Linked DNA regions of Mus musculus: region 2 is linked to region 1. The links are chromatin loops, found by intact Hi-C in ENCODE. Cell type or tissue: left cerebral cortex. All regions are shown on one strand. Each heading gives the region's core, and the rest is flanking DNA. Links, peaks and the distances in the headings are about the cores only.

Region 1 (11,274 bases), core at 3,597-8,596:
TACCTACAGGAAGTCAGGCAACCTTCACGTGCTACACCTCTTTAGAGGCCTCCTTCTCCTAGCAACTGTTAAGCAATTTATATGTCTTGATGGAGAAGTGGGGTCTCAGAAGCCTGTGAGCCGTCTAGCCTGCCACAGAAGAATATAATTGAGCCCAGCCTTGTGAGGGTCTCTCTGGTAGGCCATCATAGCTGCTCTGATTGTGAGCCACAAAGGGATGCATACCAGGAAGACAGAGCTCAACTGAAAACTGGTTCAGTCAGTGATCCAAGATGGCTCTCAACTCTGGGGAAGGCAAACAGAACACTGGCTCAATGCACGATGTAGCCCAATTACTTTTGCCTGGTGTCTTTCCACTTTCATCTGCTCTGTCTCAGGAGATGGGCTCACAGGGTGCAAACAGAGCCTGCAAAGAGCACAACACTTTGGGCTCCCTATCCCTCTGGACCTTGGGTTATTCAACGAAGTTCTGTTTCTTCTTAAACTTCTTTTTCAATGCATGACCGCAGCCTTAGTAATCTTCGAGTATAATTGTTTTAGCTCACACCTTCTAGACTGTCTTCAGCAAGAGCATATCCTGTGTCCAGCGTTAGCTGAAACTCAGATGCCTAAGTTGAGCTTGGAGTCTTTGCTACCTGAGCTGAGTCTTCTCTTTCTTGTGGCATCCTTCCCATCTCACATTAAATCAGTAATGCCATTCTCTGCCAACAACTGAGTGTGTCACCATGGGTTTAAGAAAATAAAAGACATTCCTTAGCATTATTAATACTTATGTGGCCCTTGAGCCTTGTGCAGATTCCCTCAGCAAATCTTCCCAGTGGCCTTCAGTACCTGACTTCTGTGTGTTTAGAGACAAAGTGGCTGAGATTTAGCACATTTAAATATTCGCTCATGGTCCATGATTGTCTAGTGGGTAAAGGCACTTGGTGCCAAGCTTGGCTGCCTGAGTTCAATTCCTGAGTCCTACATGGTAGAAGGAGAGAACTGGCTTTTTACAAGTGGTCCTCTGATCTCTACATGTATTCTGTGGCATCCGAACACACACACACACACACACACACACACACACACACACACTCACAATGAAATAAATAAATTTAGTTTAAAAAAAAATAAACCTCTTAGCAGCCCAAATGCTGGCATGACAGATGTACTACCACATCTGGCTTTTTCTCATGCTTTAAGTAGCTCTTCCAGTTACACAAAATTGCACTGAGATCACTGGACTTGGATCCTGCCTCTCTTGCATCTATAGGACTTAACACTATCATGCCTATCTCAGGAAACTCAGACATACTCAACCCTTTCTGTGGCTACACCTTCACACTATGATATATCTGAGTCCTAAAAGTAGATGATTTTACATAGGAACTTGGTGGCCCACCTGCTGTGTCCTTGAAAATGTATCCAGCTTTCCTTGTCTTGCATTCCTCATTGGCAAAAAGGTACATTTTAGCTCTATGGCAAGTCAGTTATAGGGTTCAAACACTATCACATTAAAGGGAGAGAATAAAGGTTCGGATAACCTACATAAAGTGTCTGCATTCATGGCTCTCCGGCTTAATCTTCTCAGTAGGAACTTCCAGGGAAATCTTTTCCCTCTGTCTTACAAGATTCCTAGCATACAATGCACTCATTTCCTCCACTGCTTTCAGAGTTGTTTTTCAACAAGCTAAACTTATTGGGCCATTTCTCTGCCAGAAAGTCACTACATTCCCCATTCCAGTTCCCCCTGGACTCGCCAAGCTGTTCACTTAAAACGGAATCAGCCTCTAACAGCTGGAACTGTGAACGCCACACCTTGGTGCTACTGATACCTTCAGTGCTCTGTATGCTCTGTCCCAGGACTGCCTCATCTCACACACAAACTTCTTGTGTGAGAAGACCTGACTTCTCAGGACGATCTCCCCAAGTCAAAAATCAAGCCGGAGGCGGAGGCGGAGGCGGAGGCGGAGGCGGAGGCGGAGGCGGAGCCACTGAGCACTTTATTAAAAGTATTAACCAAGCAAAGCTAGAAATTCCTGAGATGTAATTACTTTAGGGAGAGATTCACTTTTGAATAAAAATCAAATCAAGTGCCCTGTCCAGGGCTATGTCTGGTACGTTAGACAGCTGTTCCGTAGTGTGGAATAGTCAAATGTAATGCTCTTATAATTAACACACTCAACTTCTCCCTTTCTCTTGGTTTTTTCCCCTCTCTCTTTTTGAATTTCCTTCCATCCCCCTGCAGTCGAATAATGTGTTCTCACAATGGCCTCAAACTCACAATGTAGTCAAAGATAATCTTCAACTTGTAATGTCCTCCTGAGTGCTGTGTTTGTCGCTGTGTGCCTCCACCCCTGGTTTATACAGTACTGGTGATGGTACCTAGGGCTTCTGCATGCTAAATAAGCCCTCTACCAACTAAGCAACTTCCCCAGCCCTATTTAACTAATTTTAATCTATATTATAATGATATATAATTATAATGTTTGAATACAAGAGGTTGTTTTTATTAGAAGTAATAAGGCTTATTATACCTCTTTGAGATTTTCCCCAATTGCAAATCTTTAAAAACAAGCAACTCAACCACCCATTAAAAAAAAAAAAAAGAAAGAAAGAAAAAAAAGGAGGCTGAAGTGAACACATAGCTCCTATTTTAAGCCCAAGGTAATTATGTAGACTGTGATAATGACCCATGGATATTGGTAATCCATTGCAGCTTGATAATTACACTCCATGAAGAGTTCAGATTAGCGTGCTCCTTATTTTTCTGTAGAAGCTACAATTTAGAGTCAGCTCTAAACCCTATGGTGAAAGGACCTCTTCTGAATCATAAAGACTGGAATTCCCAAGTCTCCGTAGCTTCATACTCTCTCTCTCTCTCTCTCTCTCTCTCTCTCTCTCTCTCTCTCTCTCTCTGCCAATTCCGTTTTAAAATGTGTAATCAGTGGACAGTTACTTTTTCCAAATTCTCTGAAAACAGTTGAACAAAAGTAACAAGAAAGGATTGTTGATCTGAAACCTGAATAACTGTCATCACAGCAGGAAGGGGGGAGGAAGAATGGAGAGAGAGAGAGAGAGAGATGATTTATTGCCAGGCTTGACTTCAAACAACAGTTCATTTAGAATAATTTGCTGTAGATTTTGAAGTCAATAACTTAGCAGCCGCTGGGGAAAGACCTCAAGCAAACGCAGCATCGCTGACGTCACTCAGATCACTGCTTCTCAGGGCTGCCCTGGAGTTCTGCTTGCAAACTCATTAGCGGCACTTAATTATAATCATTATATGATTCTCTCCCAGTGAGGCCTGGCCCTTATCAGTCAGGATGCTTATTGTATTATTTCTGAACTCTCAGTGTCTTTATATATCTATTGTTTAGAACTTAGCAGACCTTTAATAGATGTTTGTCAAGGAGACGGTGCTCATTTGGGTAAATATACGTTCTGAACCTTAATGAGTGAGTCTGGGTACACAGCACTTGTTGAGGCTATTCTTGGTTCTGGCCCACTTTGAAGACTATCCCTTTCAAAGTCCTTCAGCTCTATAAAACCATGCATCATTTAGGTTTAAGATGCATGAAATTTTAAGTTCAAAAGGATAAAGTTTAAAATAAAAATGATCATTCATCCAAAAAAAAAAAGTGCCCCACAGACTTGCTTATGGGTTAATCTGATGGAGGCAATTCCTCAATCAAGGTTCTCTCTTTCCAGATGACTCCAGCTTGTGTCAAGTCAACAGAAGTACTAAGCAGGCACCCTGCCCTGTGGAGTTCCCACTCCCTGGCTGGGATCCTGAAGTGGAGAGAGAGAGCTGAGACCATGCACTCACTGTTCTCTGCTTCTGCTTGTGGATGCCTTGTGAGCAGCTGCTTCAAGCTTCTGTTACATTGACCTCTCTGCTAGGGTGACTCTGTCCTTGAATGGTGGACTGAAATAAGCCTCTTCTCCCTTAATTTGCTTTGGTTGGAGATTTTGTTTTGTTTTTAAATCAGAGCAACATGAAAAAAAAAATAAGCTGACATGTTTATAAGGTGTACTTCCCATTATCAGTTAAAAAACGACCTGCGGCGGTACTGGGTGCATTTACAGCTTTTGCCAACCGTCACCTCTCTATAGTTCCAGAACATGTCTATTGCTTCACGGGGACATGTGAGCCAGTGGAGCCATTGCGTTCCATGGCCTGCTCTGCTCAACCCTTGCCTAGCTCTTGGTTTTGCTCTGTGGATTTACCTGATGAGAAGAATCACACAGTGAGTGACTGTCGTCTCTATCTTCTTTCACCTAATGATCTGGAGGTTCACCTACCTTTTGGCAGCCTTCGCCTTCCTTTTATAGCTGAACAATATTCCACTGTGGGTACAGACTGTAATAGGCCTATTGGATCTTCTCTCTGTGTCTAGGGAATAGGGTTGTAAATACTGGGGCACCGCCCTCACTCATGTTAATGATGTAAGTATTCTAGAACAGTCTGAGGACTATTAACCGTAATTTTGGGGTAGAGTGATTACAGATGACTTATTTTTATAATATTTAGAACATTGAGCCTAATCACACCAGCTTCCATTTCTTCATGTGTAATGGGAAGAAAATAAGCTTTGCCTAATTGGATTTTTTTTAAAGGGAAGCACTGTAACATACTTAGAAATATGTGGGTGGCACCTGCTCAGTACTGAATTTATGATTTTATTCATTTGATGTGTGTGTGTGTTTCTCTGGAAGCCAGAAAAGTGCATTGGATCCGCTGGAGGCAGAGTTACAGGTAGTTGTGAGCCATCTGACTTGGGTACTCGAATTAGTACTGTGGTCCTCTGCAAGAGCAGCAAGTGCCCTAAAGCGATACGCCATCTCTCCAGCCCTTTCATGATATTTAAAGCATTTTCCTTTAACAGATCACTTGCTGGGTTAAACAGGCTTTTTTTTTTTTTTTTTTTTTTTTGTGCATTTTCATGGGGCACACTTAAGTAAGGTGTGTGTTCCTATTTGCTAATAGTCATTACAGCTGGTGAGAGTTGAAGGGTATTTATTATATTTTGTAGATCTCACTTTAACTAGGTATATCTTTCCACAGTATGTCTCCTTCCAAGTTTCAATTCAAATAATCAAGGAACTTATTCCCCTGCCTTCTGCCGAAGCTGTCCTAGTCTTTGTTTCAGCTTTGATTTGTGTTGCAAATACAACTAGCCAGGTTGTCATCTTAGGCCGCAAAGGGACCGATGAAAGATAATGATTTCTTATACACAACCAGGAAAATTTGTTATGCTCAGGTCTTACTAAATAATACCAAACCTTCCCCCAGAATATTTTTAGATAAATCTCATATGTTATTTTTCATCGAAAACTTAACTTTGCCAAATGCGCACTTCTTGATGTGTCAGAATTGAGGCCAGGAGTTCTCTGGCCTGCGCAGTGGCGCCTGAGGCCCTCGGATTTGAGAGGCGAGGCCGAGCGCGGCGAGCTAGGGGTAGTGTTGGTAGGGGTTCGAGTCCCACCATGTTACCGCGTCCTAGATTCCGCAGGTGTCCTGCAGGGGGAGGGGGCGGAGCGTCGGGGGCGTGGCTGGATAGGGCGTGTCTCCGGGCTCCGCCCCTCCCGCGTCGGCGGCTGCGGCGCCTCCCCCGCCCGCGCGCCCTTGCTCCGCGTCCGGCCCGCCTCGCCCCCGCGCGGCCTCTCCGCTTTCTCTCCCGCTTCGCTCCGGCCTCTCCGAGTCTGCAGCGGGGCGCCGGGAAGATGGCGGCGCGGGGAGGCGGCGCGGGGGGCGCGGGCTCGGGATCCGGACCCTCTGCTGGGACGGCGGGGGAGGCCGCGGAGCCCGCGCTGCGCCCGGGGGAGGTGGCTGCGCTGCACCCCCAGGAGGTGGCTGCACGGCTGCAGCGGATGCGACGGGAGCTGAGCAACCGGCGGAAAATCCTAGTGAAAAACCTGCCCCAGGACAGCAGCTCCCAGGTATGGGCACCGGGCCGGGGTGACCGGGGCGGGTTTGGGGACACCGCAAAACCGGAGGAGACCGTAATGGTCCCGGCGCCTAGGAGAGAAGGAGGTATGCGCACCGAGCCCAGAGCCCTTTGCCTCGACGAAGCCTTTCTGCAGCCAGCGAGAGCAGCGTGTTGGGAAACTGAGGCTGGGCAAGGCGGAGCGGCTCGTGCAAGGTCAGGGGGTTCTGGGGCGGATGCTGCCACGTCTGGTCTGTACTTTGTGTTCCCTCCAGCCCAAGGCGGTGTTGAAGGTGAAGGCGCGTGGTGGGGAGCTGAGGAGCTCAGATTTAGGGGGCTGGCTTCCGGAGCCCCTCGAGAAGGGAAGGGGTCCCGCGTAGGGTGTTGGGGACTTGGATTGCCACGGGGGCGGGGTCACGGGAAAGCTGGGCGAGTTCTTCTGCAGAAGCACTTGACCAAGTTTGTATGAAACAACTTTGCTCCGCTTGTTAAGGCCGCAGAGAGCAGAGGCTGATACTGCGCCGGCAGTCTTGCAGCCTTCTGCCAAACCAAGTATGGCAGGATTTGTTTCTGTGCTTGCGCGGAGTTTAAAGCTAAGCAGCTCGCAGTCTTTAATCCAGATTAACTGTTGCTTCTTGGATTAGAAAGCCCGAGTCGACTTAACTTCTTTTTTTTTTTTTCCCTGATTGCGAAAGTTAAAATCTTATTGTAGGAGCGCTAGAGAATTTGAAGGATTTTCTCGGGATTCATATTCATTCATTCTCATTCATAGCCCTCCCCATTTTTTTCTCTCTGTTTTTCCCTCTTTTCCTCTCCTTTCTTTCTTTGAGACAGCGTGCCAAGTATCCCCAGGCAGGCCTTGAATTTCTGATCCTCCTTTCTCCACCTACCATGTGCTAGGATTTCAGGTGTGTACCACAGGCTCGGCGCAACAGTCCTGCATGCATGAGAGAGTGTGTGTTTATTACTCCCAAGACTTCATGAATGCATGCAACACTCTACCAACTGAACTATAACCATGTTGTCTTTCTTCCTTTTCTTGTGCACAAGTATGCACATGCATTTGTTTTTGTTTTTTATCAAAAACATGAAACAATGTAGCATTCTTTAGGTTTCCTACAGTTTTCCTGAAGATGCTTGTACGTTGCATGTATAGGTATTTGGTGTAAACTAGATCTGCCTTGATAGGTCGGACCACGGAAGGAATTTCATAAACCCACCCTATTCTGTTATGAAATTCCTCATACAGAGTTCATACAGAGTTGCAAGAGGACTGGTTAGTGACAGTTGCATGTTCTCTGTGACTTATAGAATATGATAATGCCTACCTCATTACCATTGGTAGACTTTCTGTAGATATAATAAACATAAGCCTACAACCTCATAAGGTATTTAGGTGGTGGCATCTCACCATTCAACTTAAGAGGTGCCACAGAGCCTACTTCCCTCTGTCAGGTGGTGGTTTTGGGTTGCCACCTGAAGGTCCTCTACACTGGAAAAACAGCCTTCCTGCTCCTGAATGGGGAAGGTCTCCGTGGAGCTCAGGGAGAGGGGGGCTTGGGAGAAGCAGATGGCATCTACAGAACAAATTAAAGAACTATGGACTCTGTGATAGACAAGCTAGCAGAAGATGGAGAAGTGTCTGGATTTCCTCTGCAGAATGTCAGCTATTTCTGTTGTAACATTCCCCTTCCTGAAGTCTAAAAACACTTAATGCAAATTCAAGGCTGTTCTGTGTGTTCTTGCTTCACTGTTAGCTTTTGCATTTCTGTTCCCAAAAGAGGTGGAAAAGAAACCCAAGGGTCTGAGGAACTATTTCAATCCTACCTCATCTAAATGCTGACAGAAGGTTTTTAGACACTCACATCTGCGATTGTTTGGGGGTAGGGACATTTTTCCCCCTCGGTTTTAAACTTACAGCTACTCTAAATCTCAGGATTTTTTCTGTAAAAAGTAGCTAGTTTATTTGCATAAATGAGCGAATAAAATTGATTTAAACTAAGATGTCTCAGTAAAGTCATTTAAATTTTGCATCAAGCTCAATTCTCATGTGCCCCCCCCCCCAACACATACACACTTAAAAGAACTGGAGAGATTCACTCAAAAGTCAAAACAGAGCTGCCAGTCAGTGGCGAAGCAAATATCTCCTGACTGATTCTGCCATGGATCTTTTCTCGAGTAATGGGGAGAATAAACTGTTTTGATGGTTCTGATACACAGTTTTGAAATCTAAACACATCAGCCTTTGCTCTCACGTGTTGGAGCATGTTCTTTGCCCCTTACCCCAAGCCCCTCGTCCTCAATACGTGTATTAGCTTTGCCAGTTTTCTGTTCGTGTTTGTAACTAAAAATGGCAGTGTGACCTAGGTAAGTAAATTAGGTGTAAGTATGTTAACTTCCAAAAGATAACAAAAAGGAAGTCCAATAGATTATTTTTGTGTGATAATGAGTGGTTTGTTTGTTTTTGGTTTTTTTTTTTTTGGTTTTGGTTTTGGTTTTAGTTTTCAAGACAGGGTTTCTCTGTGTAGCCCTGGCTGTCCTGGAACTCACTATGTAGGTAGGCTGGCATTGAACTCAGAAATCCTCCTGCCTCTGTCTCCTGAGTACTGGGATTAAAAGCTTGCACCAACACATTCAGCTTTAATTTTCAACTTTGTAATTTTTTTTATATTTAATTATCTTGTATTTTATGTGTATGGGAGTTTCTGTTATGTATGTCATGTGGATGCCTGCTGCCCACAGAGATCTGCGGAGGGCATCAGGCTCCTCTGGAACTGGAATTAGTTGTGAATGTCTATTAGCCTCTGGGTGGGTGCTGGAAACTGAACCCCCGTCCTCTACAAGAGCAACAAGTGCTTTATTCACTTAGCTATTGTTCCAGCCTCTCCTCCACGTCCATCTCTTCTGAGGCAGAGTCTCTCATTGGTCAGCAGCTTACCCATTAGTTTGGGCTGCCTGGCCAGCAAGCCCCAGTGTCCTCCTGTCTCTACCTCCACACCACTGGGATCCCAAGGATCTAAATGACATTTTAGGACTGGTAAAGCAAGCACCTTTCCGACTGAGCTAGTTCCCCAGCCTCTGGGGAATTTCTTCTTAAACATAGCTCTTTAAAATACAATTTGAATTTCTTTCACATATTTGTATAACATTTACAGTGACGACAGCCTACAGCTTCACAGTTTCTGTGACTTAAATATTTATAGAAAGTACTTTAAAAGTGAAACCTTTAGAAGTACATGCATGAAATAGAGAAATACAAATTATAAGATCTTGCTGGACCTGATGGCACAGCCCTGTGATGCGTGCTCCTTGGGAGGCTGAGGCAGAAGCACTTTAAGAATAAGATCATCCTCGGCTACAGAGCAAGTTTCAGGTCCAGCCAGGGCAACTTAGTGAGACCCCGTCTCGCAATTAAGAAGTAAACACAGATAGAGCTGGGATTATACCTCAGTGGCAGGGTACTTGCCTAACAAATGTCTGGGTTTGGTCCCCAGTACTGGGGAAAATAAGTAGTATATACAAGCACACATACATACACACATATTAAAGTCTTTATGTTCATATTACTGTGCAGTCAGTCAGACTCTCTCTGGTCTGCCTCTGTCACTTTCTGCAATCTGCTTGGCTCTCTTGTTTACCCAGTCCCAGCTTTGGATCAGGTCTCTTTACCTTTTGAAGACATGGTTATAACTTTCCTGTTTGTCATATCTGTGGTCCTTCCCATCTCTTACGTCCTAGCCTGTCCTTTGTACAGTATCACTGTGTCACTTGAGAGAAATCCCATCTCCCTTTCTTGTTTAAAAAAAATCCTCAGCTGGGGAGATGGTTTGTTGAATAATGTGCCTGTTGTGCAAGCGTGAGGACTGCAGTTCGAATCCTTAGAACCCAAAGCTGTGCAGCTTAGCACCCAGGAGACAGAAACACAGGGTCCCCAAGGCGAGCTGGCTAAATAGATTGAGCTCCGGGTCTAGCCAAAGATCCTGCCTAAACAGAGTGGCGAACAATTACAGAAGACATTCAGTGTCAACTTTAAGCCTCCACAAGCATGCCCATACATGTCACCTGCACCCGCACACACATAGACACATGAAAAAGAAATAAAAAATGACCCTACAGAAAACCATTGGCTTCGTTTACCCAGAACCAGTGCCTAAACCACTCATCATAGTAGTAAACAGTGGCTCTCATTTGACTGTTGTGAGAGGGAAGCTGGGTCAAGTTTTGTGTTCTGTCTGAAAATTTCCCATTTTATGTTCTACTAGGACCACTGAATTTAAAAGTGATTTAGAATAACTTCATCACAAAATGTTCTTTTTTCCCCTGAGATTTGACACTTAGAGAAAGTGTCCATTTTTTACCCTATGGCTTTCCACAGCTCCTGTTCTCTTGTTGTTATTTTGTTTTATTATTTTTAGTTTAGTGTATGTTTGCTTGCCTGTATCTATGTGTACTGTGTACGTTCCTGGTGCCCATGGAGGCCAGAAAGAGGTGTTGGAATGCCAGGAACTGAAGTTATAGGCAGCGAGTTGGAAGCTGCCCTGAGGGCACCAAAAACCAAACCCAAGTTCTCTGTGAGAGCACCCAATGTTTATAGCTGCCGGGCCATCCCTCCATCCTCCTAGGCATGACCTCTGAGTAGTTTGACATGATACGATGGAAATCTAAGATTTATGACTCCCCCCCCCCCCCCCCCCCCCCCGCCTAACCCACCACTCCGGATGTCTTCTGTAGATCCATCCATTCCCAATAGTCTTGCCCTGGATTCTAGGCAACCATTCATAACTCCAATCCCTTATACCCACTTTTGGCCTAGTCAGGCATAAGGCATGCACTTGGTACATGCATGCATGCACACACAAACACAGGCAAACACACAAATACAGTAAAAAACTTAAGTATTTAAAAAATATTTTATTTCTCTAAGTTACATATTCATTGTTTGTTATCCTTTTCTGATGTCATTAAGCAGAGTTAACTTGTCAGTTCTGGCTGCTTGGTGTTCATTACTGCATTCCCAGTGTAACAAGGCCACTGAGAACTGTGAAAGAGACATACTTCTGGATTTCTGGGACACCATAGCCTCCTCAAGTTTTGAGTGTTGGCAGAAATTCTCAAAAAGTGTTTCAGAAATGCTATTCTGTGCTGTTGAAGCCGAATTCTACAAGACTATTTGGAGGCCTGCATCAGTGGTCTGTTAAGTGCATGTACCAAAAGCATCACATAATTGAGAGAGCACACCCCAGGTGATCTAGAGAGCATGCCCCAGGTGATCTGGAGAGAGCATGCCCCAGGTGATCTAGAGAGAGCATGCCCCAGGTGATCTAGAGAGCATGCCCCAGGTGATCTAGAGAGAGCATGCCCC
Region 2 (5,000 bases), core at 1-5,000, 77 kb after region 1:
ATTTGAATGCGTGGTCATTAGGGAGTGGCAGTACTTGACAATGATTAGGAGGTGTGGTCTTTTGGAGTAGGTGTGGCTTTGGGTTTCAATTGTTGAAGACAGGCCTCTTGTCTCTCTTCCTGCTGCCTGCCAAGCCAGATGTAGATCTCTCGGCACCATCTCTGCCATGTTGTTCCTCAGCACCGTCTCTGCCATGCTTCCTGCCATGATGACAAGGAACTAAACCTCTGACACTGTAAGCCAGCCCCAGTTAAATGTTTTCCTTTATAAAAGTTCCCATGGTCATGATGTCAACAATAGAACATTGACTAAGACACCGTGCACAGGGGAAGCAGGTAATACAAAATGCTCATAAGGTCTCCTGGGTGTTGGACTTAGGAGACGACGGTATAAAGAATTAAAGTGAGTCATATGTAAAGAACGACCTTGGGCAGTGTGGGAGCTGGGCCACACCAAGCAGGCTGTCAACATAATAAAAACTTCATTAAGGGACTGCAGCAGATGTCAGCAGGGATAAGAGTGACAAGCATGGAATGTAGGTCATATGAGATGACCCACACCAAGAAACTGGAAGGAAAAAGAGTCACAGCTATATGGGCAAAGGCATGGTGAACTGTCAGTAAAAGTTAGCATTCCTCAAACTAAGAGTTTGACTTGTAGATATGTGCTAAGAGAATTTGAATGTATCTACATACCAGTTTATACACTAATGTTTACGGTAAATTATCTCTAACAGCCAAAATGGAAAGGCCCAGTTGTCTACAAGTTAGCAAGCAAATGAGCAGCATGATGAACCACAAAAGCATGCTAAGTGAAGTAAGCCAAAGAGGCCACATGTATGATTCTGTTTATGTGCAGTGTTCAGAATAAGTAAATCTGTAGGGAAAGTCAGATGACTGCTCTGGGAGTGCAGAGGAAGAGTCAGCGGCTGTCGCTGGCAGTGCGGGGATACTCTGGGGTCAGACGGAGAGTCAGCGGCTGTCACTGGCAGTGCGGGGATACTCTGGGGTCAGACTGAGTCTTCCAGCTCTGTACATAGAAACAAACACTGGACTAACGATATGTTCAGTGTTTACTTGTTACTTATATGCATATGTGTTTGTGTCAGAGTATGTGCATGTAAGCAGGTGCCTGCAGAGGCAGGGAGGGTGAACCAGATTCTCTTGGAGCCGACCAGTGTGGGGCTAGGAGCGGACCTTACATTCTCTGTAAGAGCAGTATACACGCTTTTAACTGTTGAGCCATCCTGCCAGCCCTGGAGTGTGGTAGTTTAGAAACAAACCTTAGTTATCCTAAATAGAGGAAGCATATTTACTTAGTGTTCCTGAAGTTCCAAAGTGCGTACCGTAACCACGTTAACCCGGCGTGTTCCAATCTAGAGCTCCTTAGAAGCCAGTTTTAAGTGGCTACCTCCCCTCGTCCCTGGCTGTAGTTACTCAACACTGAGATGCAACTGATTTTAAGTAGCTACCTCCCCACGTCCCTGGCTATAGTTACTGTACTCAACACTGAGATGCAGCTGATTTTAAGTAGTTACCTCCCCACATCCCTGGCTATAGTTACTGTACTCAACACTGAGATGCAGCTGATTTTTCCCAAAATTACATGTCCTAGATATTTGAAGTGGACGATGAAAAATGAAGCCAGAAACAAATGGAGTTATTTTAAAGTCTAATAGCATTATTAGCTGAAAGATCTTTTTAATTTGGATAGCTATAGACAGTTTGATATTTCAGAGTCTGAGGTAAAGATGAACAGGTCTGTCTGCATCAGATGGGTGTTATACGTCCATGTTACAGGAGCCCATGAGCCAGCTTATTAAATATTTAATGCCCGAGTATAGCCTCTAACTACAATCTGACAAAACAATAGAATATTCCTTCCTGCCCCCTTTTATTGAAGTAGAAAAAGTACCTTTTCAGCATGGCGTAATCATTAGTTTCAGTAATATGAAGGATAATTTAGGAATCCCTTCACCGTTTTCCCTGACCATTAAACTGAGATTTGGGTTTTTCTTTCCACACTTGGCTTGGGGCAGCCGCCTGGCTCACTGGCAGGAGTCCTTTGCACTGCCAAGCCATAGTCTTGTGTTTCCCTGGTTACATGGATCTTTCCTGCTGGGAAGCTGGCCGTCCAACCCAGGGAATCGGCTACAGAATGTGTGATGAGTTAGGGTGGCCGCAAACCCAAAAATGAACTAAAAAGCAATGAAGCGTCTCGGTCTCTCCTTAGAGAGCCTAATGCTGCCATCTAGTGGGCAAACAGTGCAAGAGCACATCATGTTATGTGACACAGGACATTCCTTTGTACCATTAAATGAACTTAAGGTGTCTAACTTACACAGTTGTGGCCACTGAGACTTTCCGGGTGGTTTTCATTTTTGAAAAATGTGACACAGTGACTTGCCAGGTGAGTTTTGGGGGCAAATGTGAGTCTTATAGATACACAGTTGTCGGTGTCATACAGTCCCACAAGTAGGAACAGCCAGTGCAGAGATGCATGAGACAAACTTGGTACCTTGTTAAAGGAACAAAGGGAGGGAGAGCGCCCAGCAGGAGAGGCTGGGGCAAGATGGAAATGGAGAAGTCTCAGTGGGTGGGGACAGGGCAGACAGGTAGGACCTTGTTAGGTCCTTTGTGTACTTAGGATTTTATTCTAAGCTATGACTAAAGAACATAGGAAGGCCAGAACATAGGTTTAGGACCTGGAAAAATGGAATTGTCACTGGCTGAGATGGGTAGGAACGCGGGTAGAATGGGTTTTGGGGGGCTGGGAGGAGATTTAGTTTGCCTGGCTGGTCCCGTATGATGTTCATTGCTGATTGGCCATCTATCTCAGGAATCTGGATGTCAGGGAGAATGTTGTCACAAATTATGTGGGAGGTTGAGATGCCAAGGGTTGAGGGCCAGGAGTCCAGTAGTCATTGTCAACTCTCTGGATTTCTCATCTTCTTGGTGAGATAGCTGACTAGCTAAGAGTGAAGATGCCGGGCTCCCCCGCGGGAGGCTAGAGGGGAGTGGAAATTGTTGACATCATAACTACAGCACTCAGGAAGCCGCCTCCTCACATCGTGGTTCCAAAGATCAGAGCCCAGGAAGAATCATGATAGGCGGTTTCACCTCATCCTGAGGAGAATCCTGCTGAAGATGAATGTTTTCTGGAAAGGGCCCATCCTGGGGGGCGGGGGAGCGACGGCTCTTGGATGAGGCCTAGTGAAGTGTTGTGAAAGCAACCTGACGGGATGTTCTTGTGCTGGTGCAATTTCACCAAATCAGCAGGTTATACTTTGTGTGTGTGTGTGTGTGTGTGTGTGTCTGTCTGTCTGTCTGTGAGAGAGAGACAGAGACACACAGAGAGAGACTGCTTGTCAGTGTTTATACTGCATGGCTGCAGGTGACTATGGAGCCCAGCAGAGGGAGTCTAACTCTTGAATCTGGACATTGAGAAGGTGATGAGCTCCCTAGTGTGGTTGCTGGAACCTGAACCTGGTCCTCTGCAAGAGCAGCAAGTGTTTTCTTACCATGAAACCATCTCTCCAGCCCACAACTTTTAAATTGTTTTGTTTTGTTGAGACATGATCTTACCGTGTACCTTGGCTGGCCATAAATTCAGACATCCCTCTGCCTCTGCCTTCTAAAAGCTGGGATCCTTAACAGTGCTGGGACTTGAAGGTATCTGCCACCACACTCTGCTAGTAGCATGTTACATTCTAAATTCCCTGCTGTCCTGGGACAGCGTTTTGAACTTTAAATGTGCTACGGTGCAGAAAGTACCTGGGTGTGCTGCATCTGCAGGGCGAGCTACTGGCTCCCAAAGCTGCAGCTGGGTAGCATCACAGGGCTAGGGTGAGCTTTGTTTCAAGTGCATTTGAAATTTTTTAAAATGCTTATTTTGTGCACAGGGATGGAAGGGCACACGTCATGGCCTGCTTGTGGAGGTCAGAGGACTGTGTGGCCCCCAGAGGTAGAGCCCAGGACATGACTCTTGTTGCCAAGTGCCTTTCCTACCGACTCCTCTCCAGTAACTGAGGAAAGCCCTCAGATAGGAGTTTGGAGAGAGCCAAGTGCACGTTTTCATTCATTCATTCATTCATTCATTCATTCATTCATTGAAGCCTAGGGCCCAAGACCTGAAGGTGAAGGGTATGAAGGAAGAGACGCCGCATGCTGTGACAGACAAGAGGAAGTTGATCTGTGTGCTTTTTTTCTCTTTGTGGCAATTTTTAAATGTTTCTTACTCATTTTTAGTTACGAGTTTGTTTTTCTCAGACTACTGTGCTTGCTTCAAAACCTCCAACTACCGTTGTTCCCCACTCACTAATCCTTACAAAGCTAGCCGTCTTTGATGTACTAAGTCAGAATTATCCTTCTCCGCTGCTGTATGAGCCACAAGGGCATTTTTCATTTCTCATTCTTAACTAATGTTTTTCTCTGACATTCAGGCTCACCTCTTCGGTCTCTGTTGGCTGGCTCTGGATGATATAGAGCCATTTGAATAACAACATCCAGTGTCTGCCTGGTTTGGGAGAATAAAGACGATCTAGAAGGCTCTTGCTTTAAGGATGAACGTGGTCACCATGCAGCACGGAGAGAGGGAGGCATAGGGGAGCTCTGCCCACTGTGAGAGGTGTTTGCATCTTGCTCCTTGTGGCAGTTTGAATATGCTTGGCCAAGGGAGTGGCACTACTAGGAGGAGTGGCCTTGCTGGAGGAAGTGTGTTACTGTGAGGTGGGCATTGAGTCCCTCCTAGCCACGTAGGGGACAGTCTTCTCCTGTCTGCCTTGGATGAAGACGTAGAACTCTCAACTCCAGAAGTCCCAGGTCTGCCTGGAGGCTGCCATGTACCTTGATGCTAATGGACTGAAGCTCTGAACCTATTAAGCCAGCCCCAACTCAATGCTGTCCTTTATAAGAGCCACCTTGGTCATGGTGTCTGTCCACAGAAGTAAACCCTAAGCCACCCCTCATGTTTGGGAAAATCTCACTTGCAGAACGAGCTGC

The links. A loop is a pair of places that touch in the nucleus more often than their neighbours do. Peaks named below come from ENCODE experiments on the same cell type or tissue, not always from the same donor. Only the 100,000 strongest peaks of a DNase experiment are listed, where the experiment ranks them.
Region 2: a loop joins it to region 1, with 2.1 times the contacts of the local background. A loop is called at or near these places in 3 of 42 quality-filtered maps.

The regions. Positions count from the first base shown.
Region 1 is chr4:101,063,405-101,074,678 of GRCm38, forward strand. It overlaps Raver2 (ribonucleoprotein, PTB-binding 2), which reads left to right and starts at 5,634. Exons shown (of 12, transcript NM_183024.1): 1 at 5,634-5,925. The coding sequence starts at 5,710. Gm35956 (a long non-coding RNA gene) reads left to right here and starts at 5,933. Exons shown (of 2, transcript XR_867959.2): 1 at 5,933-11,274. In left cerebral cortex, for the core only: a CTCF peak has its summit at 5,495 (motif pointing right); DNase peaks (open chromatin) are centred at 4,648, 5,589, 6,063, 6,341 and 1 more place; H3K4me3 peaks cover 1,754 bases; H3K27ac peaks cover 604 bases.
Region 2 is chr4:101,144,049-101,149,048 of GRCm38, forward strand. The region is part of intron 11 of Raver2 (ribonucleoprotein, PTB-binding 2); the gene reads left to right. Among named protein-coding and RNA genes, the nearest start is that of Gm24468, 40 kb to the right of the region's middle. In left cerebral cortex, for the core only: CTCF peaks have their summits at 2,265 (motif pointing left), 2,467 and 3,405 (motif pointing right); DNase peaks (open chromatin) are centred at 2,198 and 3,073.